Linked DNA regions of Homo sapiens: region 1 is linked to region 2. Evidence: chromatin loops called from intact Hi-C (ENCODE). Cell type or tissue: Caco-2. All regions are shown on one strand. Each heading gives the region's core, and the rest is flanking DNA. Links, peaks and the distances in the headings are about the cores only.

The links. Peaks named below come from ENCODE experiments on the same cell type or tissue, not always from the same donor. Only the 100,000 strongest peaks of a DNase experiment are listed, where the experiment ranks them.
Region 1: it touches region 2 in a loop (4-fold over the local background); 2 of 110 quality-filtered maps call a loop at or near these places.

Annotation. Positions count from the first base shown.
Region 1 is chr1:239,357,439-239,367,312 of GRCh38, reverse strand. No RefSeq gene overlaps it. Among named protein-coding and RNA genes, the nearest start is that of CHRM3, 24 kb to the left of the region's middle. In Caco-2, for the core only: no CTCF peak of the experiment used is centred there; a DNase peak (open chromatin) is centred at 4,082.
Region 2 is chr1:239,304,184-239,314,057 of GRCh38, reverse strand. No RefSeq gene overlaps it. Among named protein-coding and RNA genes, the nearest start is that of CHRM3, 77 kb to the left of the region's middle. In Caco-2, for the core only: a CTCF peak has its summit at 5,121 (motif pointing left); no DNase peak of the experiment used is centred there.

The DNA of each region.
Region 1 (9,874 bases), core at 2,789-5,288, 54 kb before region 2:
AATTTGCACAATGAATAGCAACCATTGGCTATAGCCTAATTCTCAACTATGACAGTTTTATGAGTTCTTTATCAAGTAATAATTCTTATGAAATTGGAATTGAATCTCTTCTAGGGCTCTCTTGAAGAAGATTTGTGGGTTCTTTGTAAACTAGACCATTAGGTATATATATTATTCATTGAGAAGATGTAAAACTCCAGGAAGAAAATGCAACCGATATCAATAAAAATAATGCCTTTGAATAATGTCTTTGAATTCATGTAAACTTTTGACTTTTCTCAAAATTCTTTCTCATATGTTATCTTTTTTTGTTCTCCCATATCTCAAATCTCTCACTATTCTATGAACATGCTTGTCGCCTTTTTTGCTTCCATTCTCTTGTGATATATAATTCCCTCTTTAAATGTCTTTTTTTAAAGTAGACAAATCTTTGAAGATATAGGTGAAATATCAGGTCTTTCATGAAGTCTTCCCTGTTTCACTAGGAAAGCAGAATTAGCGGTTTTCAGCTCTGTTCTAAATTTTTAGGCACCTTTTTTTCCAGGAGACAATACCATTTCTAGATCTTAAATACGCAAATTCAAACAAGATGATATTCATTCTCTACTACTTTGATTAATATTCAGAATAAAATTTAATACCCAGCATGGATATGGCAATATAAAACATGTTGAATACAGTATTGTTATTAATTTGGAATATCTGAAGGGCAATATTTTCTATAATCTTGCTTGTTAAAAAGAATGTCATTGTTAAAATTGAATTTAATGGATTTCTGGTATAAGAAGACAATTTAGCAAAGTTTCTGCCCCCACCAGGAAGCAGAAACACTGATTTCATCTGTTATTAAATTAGGAGTTATCTATAATTCTGAATCTAAATATACAAAGGTGCAAAGATGTATGAATGATAAATTACTTAATAAGTTAGAGAAACTTCAAATACACACACACATGCACACACACACACATACACACATATGTACCTATAAAGGGAGTTATCAGTGAGAAGAAAGCTGTTCTTTAGAATTCATGTAAGGACACTTTAATCTGTTCTCTTATAGAAATTCTTTTGACTTGTGAAGGTGAGGAACCAGGACTATAGGAAGAAGTGTGTTTGGAGATGGGACGTAAGCTTGGGGTAATTGGGAAGTTTACATTAAGAGCAACTAGATGTTCAGGACCACCTCCCCCTCCCCAGAAGTCAGGCATGTAAACTGGATCAAGAATTTGAGGAATCCTTAGATAGAGAAACTGAACCATCCCAGAGAGTAAGCTTGGATCATGCTTAAAAGAGTGAAGTCTACCAGTCAGAACAATCTGCCATTCACACAGAGCTTAAAAGCAAGCTTTAAATATGAACAGATAGCTTAGCATCTTAAAACTTTTGAGAAAAGCCTCTAACATGAAAAGAGAAAAAGCAACCAATGATAAACAGGGAGCTGAGAAGGAGCAGAGGCAATGTTGAAGGCAAAAACAGCTTCGAAGAAACTGCACTTAATATACTCAGAGACATAAGAAGATAGTGGACCCATTAAAGAAGAGCAGAATGCTATGAAGAAGGAATGGATATTAAAGTAAGAGCTATAGGACATGAAAAATACTGTAGCAAAACAATTTTAAACAAAAGCAAGAGTTTTCCTTTCCACAGTCAAGGAAAACTCCTAGAAGGTAGAAGATATAGGCAAACACATGGATTGTAAGAAATAAAGGTATGGCCATTTTAGGAACAATTAAGGCAATGTCCAAATAATAGAGATTCCAGAATGAGAGAAAATAGACACTAGAGAGGAGGAAATCATCAAAGCAATAATACCTATATGGTTTGGCTGTATCCCCACCCAATTCTCATCTCGAACTGTAGTTCCCATAATTACCTCCCACCAGGGATTTGGTGGGAGGTAATTGAATCATGGGAGAAGTTACCTCCATTCTGTTCTTGTGTTAGTGAATGAGTTTTCATGAGATCTGTTGGTTTTATAAGGGGCTTTTCCCCACCTTCACGCTGCAGTTCTCCTTGCTGCCACCATGTGAAGAAGGACGTGTTTGCTTCCCCTTCTGCCATGATTGTAAGTTTCCTGAGGCCTCCCCAGCCATGCTGAACTGTGAATCAATTAATTTTTTCCTTTATAAATAACGAGTCTTGGATATGTCTTTATTAGCAGTGTGGGAATGGACTAATACAGTACAAATGAAAATTCACCAAAATAGGGACATGAGTCTGCAGATTGAAGGGAATCTGTGGGTGTTCAGAATAATGAATTAAACAAAAGACTTAACCAAGTCACATTTTGGGAGGATTCAAAATATTAGATCATGAAAGTTCCAAGAGTTAAAGGACAGGTCTTATGCAAAGGATCACAGCTAAAATGGGCACCAAACTTTTCTGTAACAGCATTTGAAACTAGAACACACCAGATTAATGAATTTAAAATTGTGTGTCCAAGTGTTACAAATTTGGGGGTGTAGCTCAGTGGCAGAGCGTTTGACTGCACAAATGTGAAAAGTTGGTATGAGAGGGGGTTTGCAAACACACACACACACACACACACACACACACACACACACACACACACACAGGGGAAGGTGGGGAGAAAAATACCCTCCTATATCTGTACTCATCTACTCAGTCTTATCTTCAGATGTAGTAGGAGAAGCATCAGAACCTTATCAAAGGCCAATCCTGCATTTGAGGTCTGAATCCCATTCCAATTAGTTTACTCTAGAACCCTTTGTCTACAATGATTCTGTTTCTCTACTGCATCATTTTTCTTCCGCTTTACTGAATAATCCCCCTTAGCACACAGATAAGCTCTAATCAGTCTTAAATTCAAAAAACTTACAGTGTGTCTCCAGCTCTTATTCCCTTTATCTGCCCACAGCAAATCTTCAAAGATCTGCTAAGTTCTATTTTTTTATTTCCAATTTTATTAGCTCCCATTTACTCTTCAATATACTTTAGTTGGACTGGCATTGCTACCACCATCACAAATTGCTCTTATCAAGATTATCAACTATCTCCATATTGCCAGATGCGATGACCAGGTCTCTGTTCACATCTTCCTTGCCTGCTGAACAGTACTTGACATCGTAAACCGCTCTCTGGTCTTTGAAACAAGTTATTTGGTTGACTTCTGCGATACCACCAAGCACTTACTTTCTCGCAATTACTAGGTTCCTCTTTCTTGGTCTATTTCTCCTCCTCTGCATGACTTCCCTATTGAAGAGCTTACTCAGATGTTCAACAGACATCTCAACATATTTCCAAAATAGTACCCTTGTTTCTCCTGCTCTCAAGTACACTCCCATCCCAGTCTTCTCCATCCCATAGAATGGCCCCCAACCATCCATTTACTCATAATGACAACTAAAATCATCCCTGTTTTCTATATCTCAGGTTGCAGTGAGTCGTGATTACACCACTGCACTCCAGCCTGGGTGACGGGAGTGAGGCCCTGTCTTAAAACAGCAACAACAACAAAACAACCAAAAAACGGTAATTCATATTGTAACGCCTCTTTAGAATCTTTTAAATATTTCTCATTCTGCTTAAACCGAGACTTCTGACTATGACATACAAGGCTTTAAGTTAAGCCACATACATAATGTAACATTTTCTAATAAGCACTTTAGAAAAAGTAAAACAAGTGAATTAATAGTAATAATATTTTAATTTAATCCAATGTATCTCTAAATTATCATTACAATACATAATCCATATAAAATTATTAATGAGATATACTGTATACTTTCTTTATACTAGATCTTCAGAATCCAGTCTACATTTGTGTTTGACACCCGGAGTGCACCTCAATTCAGAGTAGCTTGACTTCAGGTGCTCAGTAGCTACATGTGCCCAGTGGATCCTGTATTGGACAGTACAGCTATATGTGGCTTAGGCCTTAATACTTCTCCCACCTCAGCTATCGGTCTCCATATTTTTTATCATACTCTAATCAAACTGACTTTCCTTCTAATCCTCAAGTATGCCAAGCTTATTCCCACCCTAGGTCTTTGCACAATCATTGCCTCTGTATAGATTTCAATTCCCCAGAGCATCTCACGAGTGGCTCCTTCTTATCATTCAGGTATCAGCTCAAATGCAACATGTTTGCAAAGGCCTCACCTTACTCTTCAATGTAAAGTAGCATTCCTTCCCCTAGGACATCTGAGTCCCATTAATCATGTTTGACATTTTCATGGAACTTATGTGTTTCATTTTTACCTGCACCATTATAATGCTATCTTGAGTATGTGGGCTTTATGTAGCTTGTTTGCAGAGCTTAGAATAGTTCCTGGAATATTTGCTGAATGAATGAATGAAATAATAAATGAAAGAATGCAGAGATAGTCATTAAAATGTTAACAGTAGTAATACAAAGAGTAGAATGTATTTCATTGCATTGGAATTTATAAAACACAATAACAATAAAAGGTTTTGTAATAAACTAACAAAAATACTGTGAAAAGACTGTTGTTGGGTTATGTGAACAGTCAACAGTATCAAAAAGATACCCTTGCTGGTGAAGTGAATGCAGTTCCCTCCAAACAAGAGATGTAACTAATTTGTAATATACATTCAATGGAATGTTTTTACGCTTGATCCTGAGCTAACCAAGAGTATAGTTTATCCCAAAGGTTGCAGTGGATGGATATTGCTTATTACTTGACTCTATTCTTCTTGACATTTGGCATGGGACCAAATTATAGCACTCACGTGTGTGTGTGTGTGTGTGTGTGTGTGTGTGGGTTGCATACACAATTTCTTTAGGAGGTATGGTAGAAAGTACTTGAGGTTACAAATAGCCTTTGCTTTAACCCTAACTTTGTACCTGAATATGGTGATATCCAAATGTTTGATTGTTCCAGGCTAATAGTTGTCATTTCCCAATCTGGGAAGATTGGAAGATTCTTGAAAGCATGTATTCTTATTCTGGCAGCCCAGGAATCTGCATTTCTAAAAGTTCATTCCAGGAGACTCTGCTGTCCTTAGTTGTGGAACATTGCCTAAAGTCAATGATCCATTCCCTTTTGCAGTGCAAGTTCTCCTGAGGAGAATACAGTGAACTACTGTGAGCTACTAACCACTTAGAGGATGATATTTTCAGATCTTTTCTAATTGGCAGCTTGCTGAAAGCAGAGTGTAAAGAGAAAACGTTAAAGATTTTTGTAGAATTCAAGAGATGCCTGGAGAAAGAGTCTGTTATAATGGAATTCCTGGAGTGCTAGGGCTCAGGTAGCATTAGAAGACAGGACATGACCAGCCTGCACGAAGATGGAAAGACACTGAAGAGAAGCAGTGCCCACTGCACAATTTTACCAAAACGTGTAATTAAACTGGGAGAAAAAAAAAAAACCTTAGACATAAACACACATTCAAATTCAAAGAAGAATGAAGAAAAATATTAGTAGTTTGGAGCATAGACTTACAGGTAGCACAATCCCTAGACCCCTGATAAAAACTGGTTTTAGAGACTTACATAGCTGAGATGCAAAAAGATGAATTGTTGGGCATGTAACTCCAGCAGCTAACAGTGCTGAGAAATGAAGCTTGAATCAGGGCTCGTAAGGACTCTGAGTCACCTGGCTATTAGCCTAAAGTGGAATCAAGAAACTATTCTGTCTTGTCTTTCCCTCTAAGCTTTAGATTTAGTGAGCCAGTTTACACCTACTGCAGATGAATCATCCTTCTAAATGACCCTGCTAAATCATATGCAGTTAATTATAAAGATTTTAGTGCTATGTTTTGTGCGTGGGTTGCAGAATACCATTGCCAGACCACATCCTCAATAAAACCTTGAACTGCCATCACGCCACGAATAAAAGAGTGAATTCTTCATTCCCCATAGCTTCAGAGGGGGAAAAAAGTGATAGACTCTCATATCAGGATGCAGCTCTGCTCCAGCCCTGCATCTTTCTCTGTACACAGCTAACCCAGACCTCCATGCGGGTCTCTTATGTATTGTTACTTGGATAATTTGTATCTTTGTAGATGAGTGTGTTCATGGAAATAGCATAAATATCCCGTTAAAAGGTAAGTAAATCTAATATCAGCAAAACAGCATTGTATGGGGGGAAATATGGGTCTGTGTGGCCAGATGATTTGAAGAGCAAATTATTATTTTAAGTAACACATTCATTAACCAAGAGAGCCAAGCAAAGGCGTGCAGTGTCTTCAGCATTTGTTCCAGAATAGAAACGATTCTCTTTTTCCATATCATAGGGAATAAATGTTATCAGAGTACAGGCTTTTCAGTATGACATATCTGAAAGTTCTGATTAGCTTTAAAAAAAGTAATATTTGTGTTTAAAAAATAACTGCTGGTCATAAATTACTTTCCAAATCAAGAATTCACATTACATATATCAGATTTGCAATTATTTCAATTTACATTTATCAAAATGTACTACTGCATTAACTTAATGGGGGAAAAAATGCTTTTTATGCTATTTCCTAGGCAGGAAACATTTTAACCTGGCTTAGTGCATGTTTTTTAAAAGCCTTTTTAATGCAAAAATAAGTGTATTTTTTCCCACTTAACTATAGTCTAAAATCTAGAGTTTTAACAGCAATCACAAACATTTCTTAATTATGGGAAGGAAACGTATGAAGTTATAAGCCAATAAAGCCAATTTTAAGATATTTATGTGAAAGAAGCAACATAAAATATATTAAAATTCTAATACTTTACTGGTCATAGAACAGAATGTAAACTGCAGAACTTTTCTCCCAGAATTGCTGAATTTTTAGTGTACCCTCAAATTTATTTTAGTTGAATTTTAAAAATTTACTTATTACATGTTTTGCAGAAAATAGTGCATTTCAATGTGACATGATTTAATAATATATAGGGACAAAGAGAAAAAATCCTCTATCTCATCAACCCTCAAAGGCTACATAATACTCATTTGTTTGATGAAGAATTTGTTTGAACAAACCCCAAAGTGTTAACTAGTTCTCACCCAACTATTAGCCTTTACAATCAATGTTATAATCAAAACTTTTGTTCAGGTATTGTTGACACTTATCTGAGTAGTCCAAAAAGTTTCTACTACTTTCTAGTGCCATTAAGAATAATATTTCTAAATACCATCTTTTCTCCCACTTCTCAATAAACAGGTCAATAAATAAACACATATAAACTTCTGTATTATTATTATTATTTAATTGCTAGTCAAAGTGAATGTTTTCATGTATTTATTATTCATATTTATTAGCTATTAATTTATTAGCTCATTCTTTAGCCTATTTTAAAAAAAATACAAATATATTTTTTGAACTTCAAGTGCATTGAGTTGAGCTAATTATACTCATCATCACGAAAGAACGTAATTATCAGTGATCTCTGAAAAGTCCAATCCTGTTTTGTTCTTTGTTTCTTGTTTATATTTGTTGATACATCCATGTCCCCCCTTCCATCTCTCATCTCCCCCTACACAATTCCCTGTACATTTTAAACTACTTACTGTACAGTTTTTGTTCGCATGTGTTCTTGTACATATGTTGTTCTTTTGCACACACACGTACTTAGCTCACTTAAATGGCTATGTTTAGAACTTATTCTATTTTATAATTTTCTCATTTATCACAATGCTTTGTAAAATATTAATCCATATTGCTTGGTGTATATCTAGTAATTGTTTCTTCTAACGTTTGCAAAATATTACATGCTATTTACTCATCATAATTTCCATTTCTAATATCCCGGGGATGAGCACCCAGATTCACCCTAACAGTCCATTTGTGCAAAAAATATAGTAATCTTTGGTAAATTAAACCCAGGAATGAATGTAATTGCTGTGCTATTGGGTAGACTTACACATTTTTGATTGGGCACAGCTTGATATGTTGCAAAATTTCTTTTATTTTGTGATTTATATATGTGTGTATGTATTATGTAATCAAATCTATCAATTTGTTCATAATTCTTTCTGGCCTTGGCATCACAGTTAGAAAGCCCTCCCAATTCATTAAACATTCATCATTTGCCTATGTGATTTATTTTATTAAATTTATAACTGTCTCAATTTAAAATTTATTTTGCTAAAAAGAGAAGGTGTGGATTTCACGTAATCTTTTTCACGTTTAACCAATGTATCAACTTGATTCATTGAATAAACATTTCTTGCTGCACAGAATTGAAATATTAGATTGGTGTAAAAGCATTACTTTTAAAAGCAATTAAAAGCAATGGCAAAAACCACAATTGATTTTGCACCGACCAAATAAACTCATTTAACTCTGAATTCTATTTAAATCTTCTCTGGACTTGCTATTCACATTTATTAATCATTTTATTCTCATGCATATATAATACTTTTCAATAAACTTAGAGTTATTATATGGTTTATTGTCTAGTTAATCAGGATAAATTTTTCTTAACTAAACTTTAGAAATAGTACCTGTTTCTCTTTTTTTTTTGAGAGGAGATCTCACTCTATCACCCAAGCCGGAGTGCAGTGGCATGATCATAGCTCACTGCAGTCTTGAATTCCTGGGCTCAAGTGATCCTCTTGCCTCAGCCTGCTGATTAGCTAGGGCTATGGACATACATCACCACATCTTGCTAAATTATTTTTAGTTTTTGTAGAGATGGGATATCGCTATGTTGCCCAGGCTGGTCTCAAACTTCCAGCTTCAAGCTATCATATTGCCTCAGCCTCCTAAAGTATTAGGATTACAGGCATGAGCCACTGTACCTGACCCCTGCTTCTTGTTTTAAAAAATGAAAGTACAATATGTAGAAAGAAATACTCTCCACCTCCTCCTCATAATTTCTTACTTCCCATAGCTTACTAATTGTTAACATTTTCATGTCTATACATCAATAATTTTTTTGGTCTCATATGAGCATATCTTTTTTCTGTTTAAGTTCAATTCTAATATACACACAATTCTACCATCTTCACTTTAAAATATATCATGGACATGTTTTAAAATTTTTTATAAATAAGAATTTTATCAGTTATAGTCACACTATGCTTCAGTAGTAGATAATAAATCATTTCCAAATTTCAGTGATTTGGACATAAAAGGTTTACTTCTTGCTCAACTACATGTTTCTTTAGGCTGCCTGGGACTTTGCTCCACATTGTCCTTAGGGCAACAAGCAAGTTACCTCTATGCCAAGGGGAAAGAAAACACAGATAATGCATACGCTCCACGACTTTCACCCAACATAGCAGCTCTCATTTATTGGGCAAAGCAAGATACATGGTTGAATCTGGAGGATATCAGACTAAGTAAAATAAGCCAGGCACAGGAAGACAAATACCACATGGTCTCATTTATATGTGAAATCTAATAAAGTTGAATTTATAAAAGTGGAGAGTAGAACTATGGTTACCAGAGGCTGGGAGTGGGCTGGGGAGGGAGGGGAGGAATGGGATGTTTTGACCAAATAATACAAAGATCTTATGAAGTTTCTGATAGACAGGGGATTGGAGAGTTGTTAATCAAAGGGCACAGAGTTTAAGACAGGGGGAATAAGTTTTGATATTTATTGCACACTACGGGGAATGTAGTCAATAATAACGTGTTATAGATTTCAAGTTAACCAACTAATAACATATTATATATTTTGAATGTCTCATCATGACAAACAATAGGTAAGTGAACAATAGGTGATGGATATGTGAATCAGCTTTATTTAATCATGCCACATTTTATACGTGTGTCAATACACTGCATTGTATCCCATATGTATATACTGCTACAACTTATCAATAAAAAATTAAAACATAAAAACAGAATGCTAAAGATCTAGAAAGAAAGACAATCTTCAAGCTTAAACCAACATTACTGATTACTGTGAAAATTTCAGGACATATATGTAGCCGTAAATAGGTGTGATTGGGAGAGACTAGATGGAACT
Region 2 (9,874 bases), core at 3,897-6,396:
ACTGATATTCAAGAATATAGTGCAACATCCTGAAAATTATCCTTTAATCACTGTATTCAGACATAAAGCTAGATGGGATAATATTTATCTTAATGTTATTGACACTGGTCTATAATAAATAAATGTAAAGAAACCCACAAATACCTCTTTCAAAACTTTAGGCTTCAACTAATTACATTAGCTCAAATTGGTAGAACACCAGGAACCTGTGGGTGTTTTCTATCAGGCCACCTTGGATGCCTAACTACTCAAATGCTTTATCCAAGTTGCACTTCTGCAGAAGAAAACCCAAGAACCTCTTGGGATATGGGGGCCAAAATTGGGGTGAAATGTCAAATTTTGCCAAGAATAGTGAACAACCTTCAAGAATGAGGCTTTTTAACAAAAGCTCCTCTCTAAGATCAGTCCCGATAATGAAAACAGAAAATGTATCTCATGAGTGTACATGAGTGTAGAAAATCAACCCTCCAAGGACCTATTTTCCATCAAGCTCTCCCCAGAGTGCGTGCCAGAAAGAAAACTGGAAAGGGAAGCTTTGCAGTTAGGTGTAGAAACAGACAACTCACTAATCAAGCAGGGAGGTACCACAACTTGGCAGGGTGTCACTCAGGTTTGAGACAACTTGAGTCTGTTTGTCATCAGTTTCTTTAGCACTCTAAATTCAAGTGATATAAATATGGAGTGTTTTTATTTTTTCCCTCCAGTGATTGCTTTCCATCAGACTCTCTTGAATCTCTTTCCTGCCCCTGAATGACATGTTGGAAAGACTTTGAAAGCTTTTAGCTCCATGAACAAAATTGAGTGCAGTTGAAAATGGCGCTCTGAAACTTGATTCTAATGTCCTCCCATTTGGAGGAGATGGGCCTCGTCAAGCTTTCTATTCCTAAGAAACTTCCTCTTTGTCCTCCCTCTTCCACCCACATTTCTCCAATGTATTGGGGTTAGGAGAAAAGGAGGAGGAGACAAGCAAGGCTTTATTGAACCCAGCCCTATCAGAGTACTCACCTTGATGGCTGTGCTGTTGCTTCTTGTCCGGCTTACTAACCACTGTCAATTCTTTCTCTGCAGTAAACATCCAAATGCTGGCTCATTTGTGGGGTACTATGCAAAGTTCTTCAAGCTCCTCACTCCCTGGCATATTGCACTTTTCTTTGATGTGAAAGATTCAACTCTAACTTGACTTTTTATTCCAATACTTTCCCATTCTCCATCTTTCGCCTCTTGGAAACCTGCAAGATGGCTGGAGCTTGTCTATTTCTACTGTCAGCCTTCACTCCTGATACACTTGTTACATCTCTGTCCACCAGCTTGTGGGGATACAGATGGCTCCAAGACTGCCTCCTCATCTTATTCTGCTGTCTCTTTTCAGTGCCACATCAGTAAGAGTGATGTCCATAAAGAGAAGTTAGACACCAGGACACCCTTCTGAAAGGCATCTTTAAAATTTATGCGGAATTTTCTTGAAACCACACTTACTTGGCTTCAGAGAGAGAAGCAAGAGCACCTCTCCTTTCTTTTCCTATTTGGAGGGTAAGAAAATGTGTCTTCTCTGAGAAGTCGTAGTAACTTCTCCCCTTCTCTCAATGTCTCAGCTTTCTTTCAAATTGCTTGGATACCAAATTTAACATGGCTTGTTTCTTCCTCCCTAAGTAAGCTCTTAATATATTTAGTGCAGATTTAAGGGAGCTCTCTTTAGAATATGGGGCACTTAGCCAGGCACAGTGTCTCAAGCCAGTAATCCCAGTGCTTTGAGAGGCCAATTCAGGAGGATGACTTGAGGTCAGGGGGTTTGAGACCAGTCTAAGCAACATAGTGAGACACTGTCTCTACAAAAACAAACAAACAAACATAGCAAATAATTAGTGGGGCATGGTGGTGCATACCTGTGGTTCCAGCTACTCAGGAGGCTAAGGTGGGAGGATCGCTGGAGCCCAGGAGGTTGAGCCTGCAGTAAGCCATGATCGCACCACTGGGCTCTAGCCTGGGCAACATAGTGAGACCCTGACTCTAAAAAACAAAAGAACAAAGAAAGAAGTTTTTAATACTTCTTTAGACTATATTTTGTGTAACATAAGCTTTGGTGAATGATTCTTCGTGGTAAGAATTCCTGAGTATCAGGCAAGAAGGATTCATTTAGCATCTCACTGCGTAGAATAAATGTTTGTATTAATCCTACTAACAGTAGAGACTAGAATATCTAGAAAAAGAATGCTTAGCAGTTACAATCTGGTTTAAAGTGGGAAAGGCTTGGAACTTGTCTTGAGGTTGCTTGCAATCCTTAGTACTCTGGTCTTTTGGTATATTTTTGGTGCTAGTAGTGGGAATTGTGATAGAGATTAAGCATTAAAACATTCTCTCACTTTCCTCAAGTGCTTGCTCCAAATACACTCTCGCCTAACCCAAGCCACCCCTCAGCTGCTGGTAGTGCAGTTGGCACCTACAAAGAGACATCACCCCGTGAAATGGGGACAAACTTGCTGCTTCTTGCAAGGTGAGATCAGTTCCACTTTGTGAGTGACAGAGTTCCTGCTGTGCTGACACCGCCAGGGCCAAACAGGCTGCCAAGTCCCAGAATGTTGACAAGGCTGCTGCTGGTGTGGGTGAGACCCTGCACAATTTTTTTTTTTTTTGGTGTGGCTTTTGTTGTCATAAACAAAATTCGTGGGACCGTGTGAGGTATAGTAACTTATCTATTTTGGTTGGGATTTAGAATAATGAGTAACAAAGAGGTATTTATGTATTTATTTATTGTCTGATCCATGCATGAGAATTCTCTGTGATATTCAGGCATTATCATTTCCTGGTTCGGTCTAGAAACTATCTCTTCATGTTCTTCATTGTCAAGTGTACCCTTCCTGGCTAATGTCATGTGTCCATCAAAATAAAAAGGGAGCAACATTGTTATTATTCAAAATGTCATGGCTCTTCAGAACCTGTTCGTATTGAAATAATACAGACATTCTTGCCTTTGCAGTTTCCTGCTGTTCTTTATTTTATTTAATGCTGGTTGCATGGATACTTATAACACTATAAGGTTATTACTGAGCTTTGTTGATGATGACTCCAGATGCAAGTCTTACGCAGGGTATTCAGAATTATGTGAAAGTTGATTTGTTTTCTTGTCATGTTAAATTTACTCTCAGAATGTCATAGTCTAAGCACAGGAAAACATGTGGTTTTGCCTCATCTTCCTTGAAAGCTTAAGGTCACAACCACCGTATTCCTAGCACGGGATCCTACCATGTTGACCCTGTAGTCTTCCCACCAACACAAGTCGACAGGGTAACTGAGGGGCCCATGGGCAAAGCAGAGTTGATCCATTTTCACAGAACTGTCAGCTCCTAACTTGACATGCCTTAAAAATGATCAGAGATACCATAACATTATCATATCCATTGGAGGCAAGAGTGGACGTTGATCAGAATTGCCTGCCCTTTGTTCATGTGGAGCAGTGGTCTCAAAATCCCTTGAAAACAAGAGGCCCACTTGAGAACTGCCTGCTGTATGATGTAAAGCCTACAGGGAGTGAGTTGATAACCCTTGGGGCCACCCATGGCATGGGGAACTTGGAGTAAGGGAAGCCTGTTGCTACTTGTTACTTTGGGATAGACCAGAGGCAGTGATGGATGAGGGAAAGCCGATGAACTGTCTCACAAACATGGCTCAAGCCCAAGTGTGTTCCTTTGTAGCCCATAGCCTTGAATGTCTTCTGCTTTCTCCATGAGTGAAAGTCAATCCAAATTAGTGTGTCAGCACCATTTTGGCAGCATAATCTCAACCAGCTTCTGGAAGAAATACTGCAGCAGCCAGAGGGAGTCATCTATTTACCAAGCTCTTTCTTGAACTGGGTACTGGCCACAGGATCCTGGAATAACCTGAAAGCTGTGAGGACTACAGCTCCTCCTTGGGTCATCTGCTTGACCCTAGTTATGGGGTACGTTAATGGGACAGAGTTGGAGACTGCCCCAAAAGGGATAAATGGGGACCAGGGCCAAGTGGTCCAGGCCTGTGGCACCACACCATGACAATACTTCAGGCCCCAGCTTGTCCTACACACTACAGGGATCTTGGTAAATTTTGAGGAAGGCACCCCAGAGTGGGAGTAAGGACCCCACTTGCCCAGGTCTAAGGGTGGTACTGCCTATGAATGGCATGAATGAGAGGGTGCCAATGTGTCATCTCTCTCAGCAAACATCACCTAGTTACTAACTGGTAGAATGTCATTTAGGACTCAGATCACCCACATTAACCCTGATAAAAGGGACTTTAAAGATCTCTGCCTGTTCTTTCTGAGATTGAATCCAGTGGTATCTCAGCTATTTTTGTACACTGAATCTCTCTCTGGATAGGATCATGGGTGGATTTGATGTTACAGCTTTGCCTTTACTTCCCCTGGGGGTGTCTAGACCAAGCCTGAGGCCTCTGCCCTTCTCTACTCCTCAGAGGCTCTTTTTCTCTTTTCTCTAGTCACTCATATGTAAATGACCCAAATTCTTGGTCTTCCTCTTTTTCTGAAGTGGAGTCTCTAAAGACAGAAGGCTAGAATCCTGACTGTCTAGCCCTCATCACCCGGCTGATTTCTCTTCAAGTTTTTGAGTGAATTGGACAGAGGAGAAACTCTAGGATAAAATTAACCTCATTTTGCTGTCTGGGGCTCTGGCCTCCAATTTTCATGAAATCTACTTAAGGGAATGGAGTAGACTACCTGTGAATCTGAGGAATTTCCACTGTCTGGACTAGAGACAACCTTCTGCTTCCTGCTCCATGTTTTCTCTCCCTGGCCCTCACCCCAGTTCCCACTGGTGTCCTAAGCAGATGAATGGTGTGTATTATGTCAGGCAGGAAGGCATCCTGTATCAGACCCAACAGGCAAAGAAACAGTAGGCATCCAAAAGTACCAATCCAAAGAAGGAAGGAAGGATTACAAAAGAGGCCGACCTGAAAGAGGTGGATCCCCAAAGCAGTGATCCTTAAAGGAACATCTCAAAAGAGACATCCAACTGGGGGTTATTGCTTTTAGTATCTTTTTCATACCTCACCCATGCCAAAGGTGTATGCCCCAGCACCAATGCTGTCTTTGGTTTTGGCCAAAATCAGCAGCCACTGTCTGGCTCAGAGGGGTGAGGACGTGAAGTCAGGTGGAGACTCTTGCGCGCCCTCTAGAGCTGAATGCACGCTTCTAACTTTCAACAGCGTTTTCTTTCCAGAGGCAGGCACCCTGATTAGGGGCCTGAATTCCTGGGTGACACTAAAAAGATGTAAATTATTTTATATTTTCTCAAGATGAGAGCTTTTGTTTGTTTTTTTTTTTATGCTAGAAATGAAGATATAGAAAAGAGAAAAAAATAACAATTTTCCCTAGATTCTTCTCCCACAGGGACTTCAAGTCTGTAACTGGTTGTGAGAAAAAGAATACCAAGATAATACACTATGAAAAGATTTGGGGAAAGGCTAATTTATAGGAAAAAAATTAGAGCACCTGAAATATTAAAATAAATGATGTGACTCATAAGCTAGAACTGTGATTAACAGTATGTTATGTAATATGTTATCAGGACCTGGGGAATAACAAAGTACATTTTATGAAACAACTTTTATGAGAATAAATGTAACTCATCTAGTCTCTTTCTGTTAACAATCTATACTCCCATGTTAATTTTTCAGACATGTATAACTTTACTGAAACTTCTTCCTTGGAACAAAAATACCTTGACAATAGCCAAGAATAACAAAAAGAATGATTTTTGTTCCTTCAAACAAAAATTTGAACTTTACGTGTTATATTCAAGTGATGTAAATATTTCCCCAATTCTCTGAATATTTCATAATACTCAGAGATTTCATACTTTTAGATAGCTCTAGAAAGTGATAAGGAAAACTAATCCTCTCTAAATTTCTGCAGTATAAAAAATAAAATCTGTTATTCAGGCATTGGGACAATAAACATTACATTGCTTAAACAGATCTATGTTGGTTTCAACCAAATATTATGTAAGAGAAGCCTGCTTCTTAGGTATTTTTAGGTATGAGGTTTCTAAAACCAGTTATACATAATGAAAATATGTAGTTTCACAATAATTTAATCGAGTTGTCTTTCAAGCAAAAAAAAAAAACAAGGCAATTTTAAATACAGTAAAGTTATTCCTTCTTGGGGACTTACTAGAGATTTTTGGAAGCAAATTTGCTCCTTGGGATTAGTATTATATTTCTTGCTTTGACATTCTTATTTTATTTTATTTTATTTTATTGATTTTTTGAGACAGAGTTTTGCTCTTGTTGCCCAGGCTGGAGTGCAGTGGTGCAATATCGGCTCACTGCAGCCTCCACCTCCTAGGTTCAAGTGATTCTCCTGCCTCAGCCTCCTGGGTAGCTGGGATTACAGGCGCATACCACCATGCCAGGCTGATTTTTTGTATTTTAAATAGATATGGGTTTTTGCCATGTTGACTAGGCTAGTCTCGATCTCTTGGCCTCAGGTGATCCGCCTGTCTCCGCCTCCCAAAGTGCTAAGATTACAAGCATAAGCCACTGCGCCCGGCCTTTCTTGCTTTGAAATAGTTTGGTGTAGAACTTAGTTTTCCAATGCATGAATATTAATCTGCTCCATGAACAACGAATTCTTTGCCCTGTGTATGATGGCAATTATGCATATTTTGACCAACTATCTACTGTGCACTGTACAGAAAGCACATGGAGGATGTGAAGATTTGCACCCAAAGAAACTTAAGATCTTGGTCAGAAAATATGACCTGATGTAAATATCCATAATGTATGAGGGCTTCCAAGAGTTAAAAATGAAACTCTACAGACTCATAGAACACCGGTTATAAGCATTTTTTGTAAAACCTTTTTTTAAGATAAATCATGAAGCATTTTAGCCAGGGAGAATAGAATGGACAAAAAGATCAAAGGAATGAATAAGCTGTGTTTATAATTTACCATTGCAGAATAACTTCGGCACTGTGAAAAATCCTCCCCTTCTGGCTGGAATTAACTACCCTCAAAAAATGTGCACAAGCAAATTCAAGACAATGAGACTAACAGTAAAATAGACATTCTTCAGGTTTTAGACGTGTCCGGCAAAGCTAGACGCTAAGGTGACTTTTTAAAGCAATTGAACTTTTAAGTCCTTTCTGTTTTATTATAAAAATGAAAATGTGTTCCTAGAATACAAACATGGTTTACTCTAGATAAAAAGAAAAAACATAACCTAGGATGAGGCCATAGATTTAAACATGAGAAAATAGGAGTATTTTTCTTTCAAATAAAATTAAGAAACAACGCAAAGATGTATTTTATTAGAGACTAAATCTTATCTCAAATAAGCATCTTTAAAAGCCAGACATACAAGTTAAAAGCAGCTGGGTTCTTTACTAATGCAGAGGTCTTTGTTCCTTACTGTAAATATATTAATTGCTCATCTGTTTAACTAAGGTCTGCGAGGCTCGTAACACATTAAAGATATTTGCTGCTGTTGATTTGTCCTGAGCTACGGATTTCTGCATACGTAAGAGGCTTTTTGGACTTATACCAGACTATATGTGTATATACTATCATTTTTCCTTAAGTGGTGGTTTTTCAAAATAATGTTTTTCTAAGGTGAGGCATACCTTTGTGATATTTATTTTTCAAGGAAGCAGTACCTTTCAACATAGCCATAGAATTTGGTGGAGGGACTGTTTAATTAAAAAGGCATTATGCTAATTACAGTGCTGGACTCTTTCTAACGTTAAAAAATTTATCTGAATTTTATGGTATGAATCTTTTAAACACTAAGAATATAAATTTAACAGAAATAAACAAAAATGCCCAGCTTGAAGACAGAAAGGACTGTCTTAAAATCTAACTTTTAAAATATATTTTTGAACTACAAATAAAATCAGTTATATAAAATATTTTATTTGTCATTTGGTCTTAAAATTTTTCCTGGGTTAAGCCAAAATTCCCATCAGCTAAGGAGCCTTCTTTTTTTTTCTGTGTACATTTCTAAGTTTTCATACAAGAAGAAGAGACTAAGATAAAGAAAATGTCGTATCAAATAAGAAGGCTGGAGGAAGGAGGATAATTTCATAGTTGAAAAGTTAATGTTTCCAATCATAGTGCAACTCAAGAACCAAGGGCTGAGGATCCTATGATACAGAACACATTCTATTTAAAAACTGGTGGCATTTATCCATTGCTTAGAATCATTGAGGTGGGTTGCATTTCATCTGTTACTTAGCAACTACATAAATTTAGTAAATATCTTATTACCCAGGATCCAAGTAAATGTATTCTGCTTTAGTAGAAATCATTATAATTTTGTTGTCAACAAATATTAATCCTGCAATGCTATTTTTTCTATTGGATTCATAGCAAATAAAATTTAAAATCAATCAGTGGTTTGCTTGAGGGAATATATGTTTTCTACTTGTGAATGTTTGTTTCCAATCTAACCGCTCTCAATAATATTAATATATCATAGTTTTGTCATCTGAGGAAGAAATTCAGTATCAACTTACAATAGTTTTAGATTTGAGCAGATTTTCTTTGAATCTAAGCTCTCCTCCTTAAATAATATGATCTTGGCCAAGTTACTTCCATTTCTGAGCCTTTCCTCTTCTATAGGATTGGTATAATTACACCAAATTCACAGTTTAGAGGTGATAAAATAGTGTTCTGACCAGATGCTTGGCATCTTTCTGTAACTTAAAATCTATCAGTATACCTTCTTTTCTCCATCTGTTGATGTACGATCAAAGCTTTTTATTTGAACAGATGCCCACAGATGGATATCCCTTGGTCTCTCTTGCATAAACCATATTCATAATGCAATGCCAAAGATTTCCATTAAAAATGTTTAATGTTAAATGATAGATTATAAACACTTGTAAAGCAAATTAAGAATTCTTCGATGCGTTTACATTTTTAATTCATATTTTACAGTTATTTGTTCCACACCTAATTCCACAGATGGTTTGGGTGATAGGGGAGAATAGAAGCCACTTGTCTTTACTAAGTTTCTAAGTTTGTAACTTATCTTTATATTGCTATTTTCTTCATACACCTACTTTTAATTCAGGTTTTGATTGTCTAATTAAAGTGTATAATGAATATCAGGAGTAGAAAATATAAACAGATGAGATCAGATGGGTCTGGGCATCAAGTGACTAGGCCCATGTTAGTATTTTTGCAAGGAAAATGGAGAATTCCAGGTGAATCTAAGAGCCAAATCAACAGCATATAAGTTACAAAATTTCTGGCAACCTTAAGCCATCTGCAAATACATGTTTATCAAAGTAAAGCAATAGTTTAGCATTTTATATAATCTAAATGATAAGTTTAGCTTAATTAATGCATGTAAACAAATACTACATCTTCCATTTTTTATCTACTTTCACAGACATTCTGTACTCAGGGTGCAAAGTGGGAGCAGAGCGTCAGCCCCTTTCTGCTCTTCCTTGGGGGCTGGGATAACTAAGAATGACGCTCATGTCTGTAGTATTTTATTTCTAACTGTATGTTGATCTGACTATAGAGTTTGGAGATGGCTAAGTGGGAAGAAAAGAACTGGGAAATGATCCTGGGGACACTTCACTGAGAGTCATGAAGTCTGCATTACAGAGTTTGTACCACAATGACCAGTGTATTTTTACCTATGTATCTATCTAACTATCTATCTACCTATCTCTGATAGTCAGTCTATTTGTCTATCATCTATCTGTCTGTCTATCTATCTATCTATCTATCTATCTATCTATCTATCTATCTGTCTATCTATCTATCATCTATCTATCTATCTGTCTATCCAGTCTATCTACCTACCTACCCATCTATCTCTATCTAATCTATCATAAGATTGAATACACAGTTGAGATTTCTGTTTCATGGATTC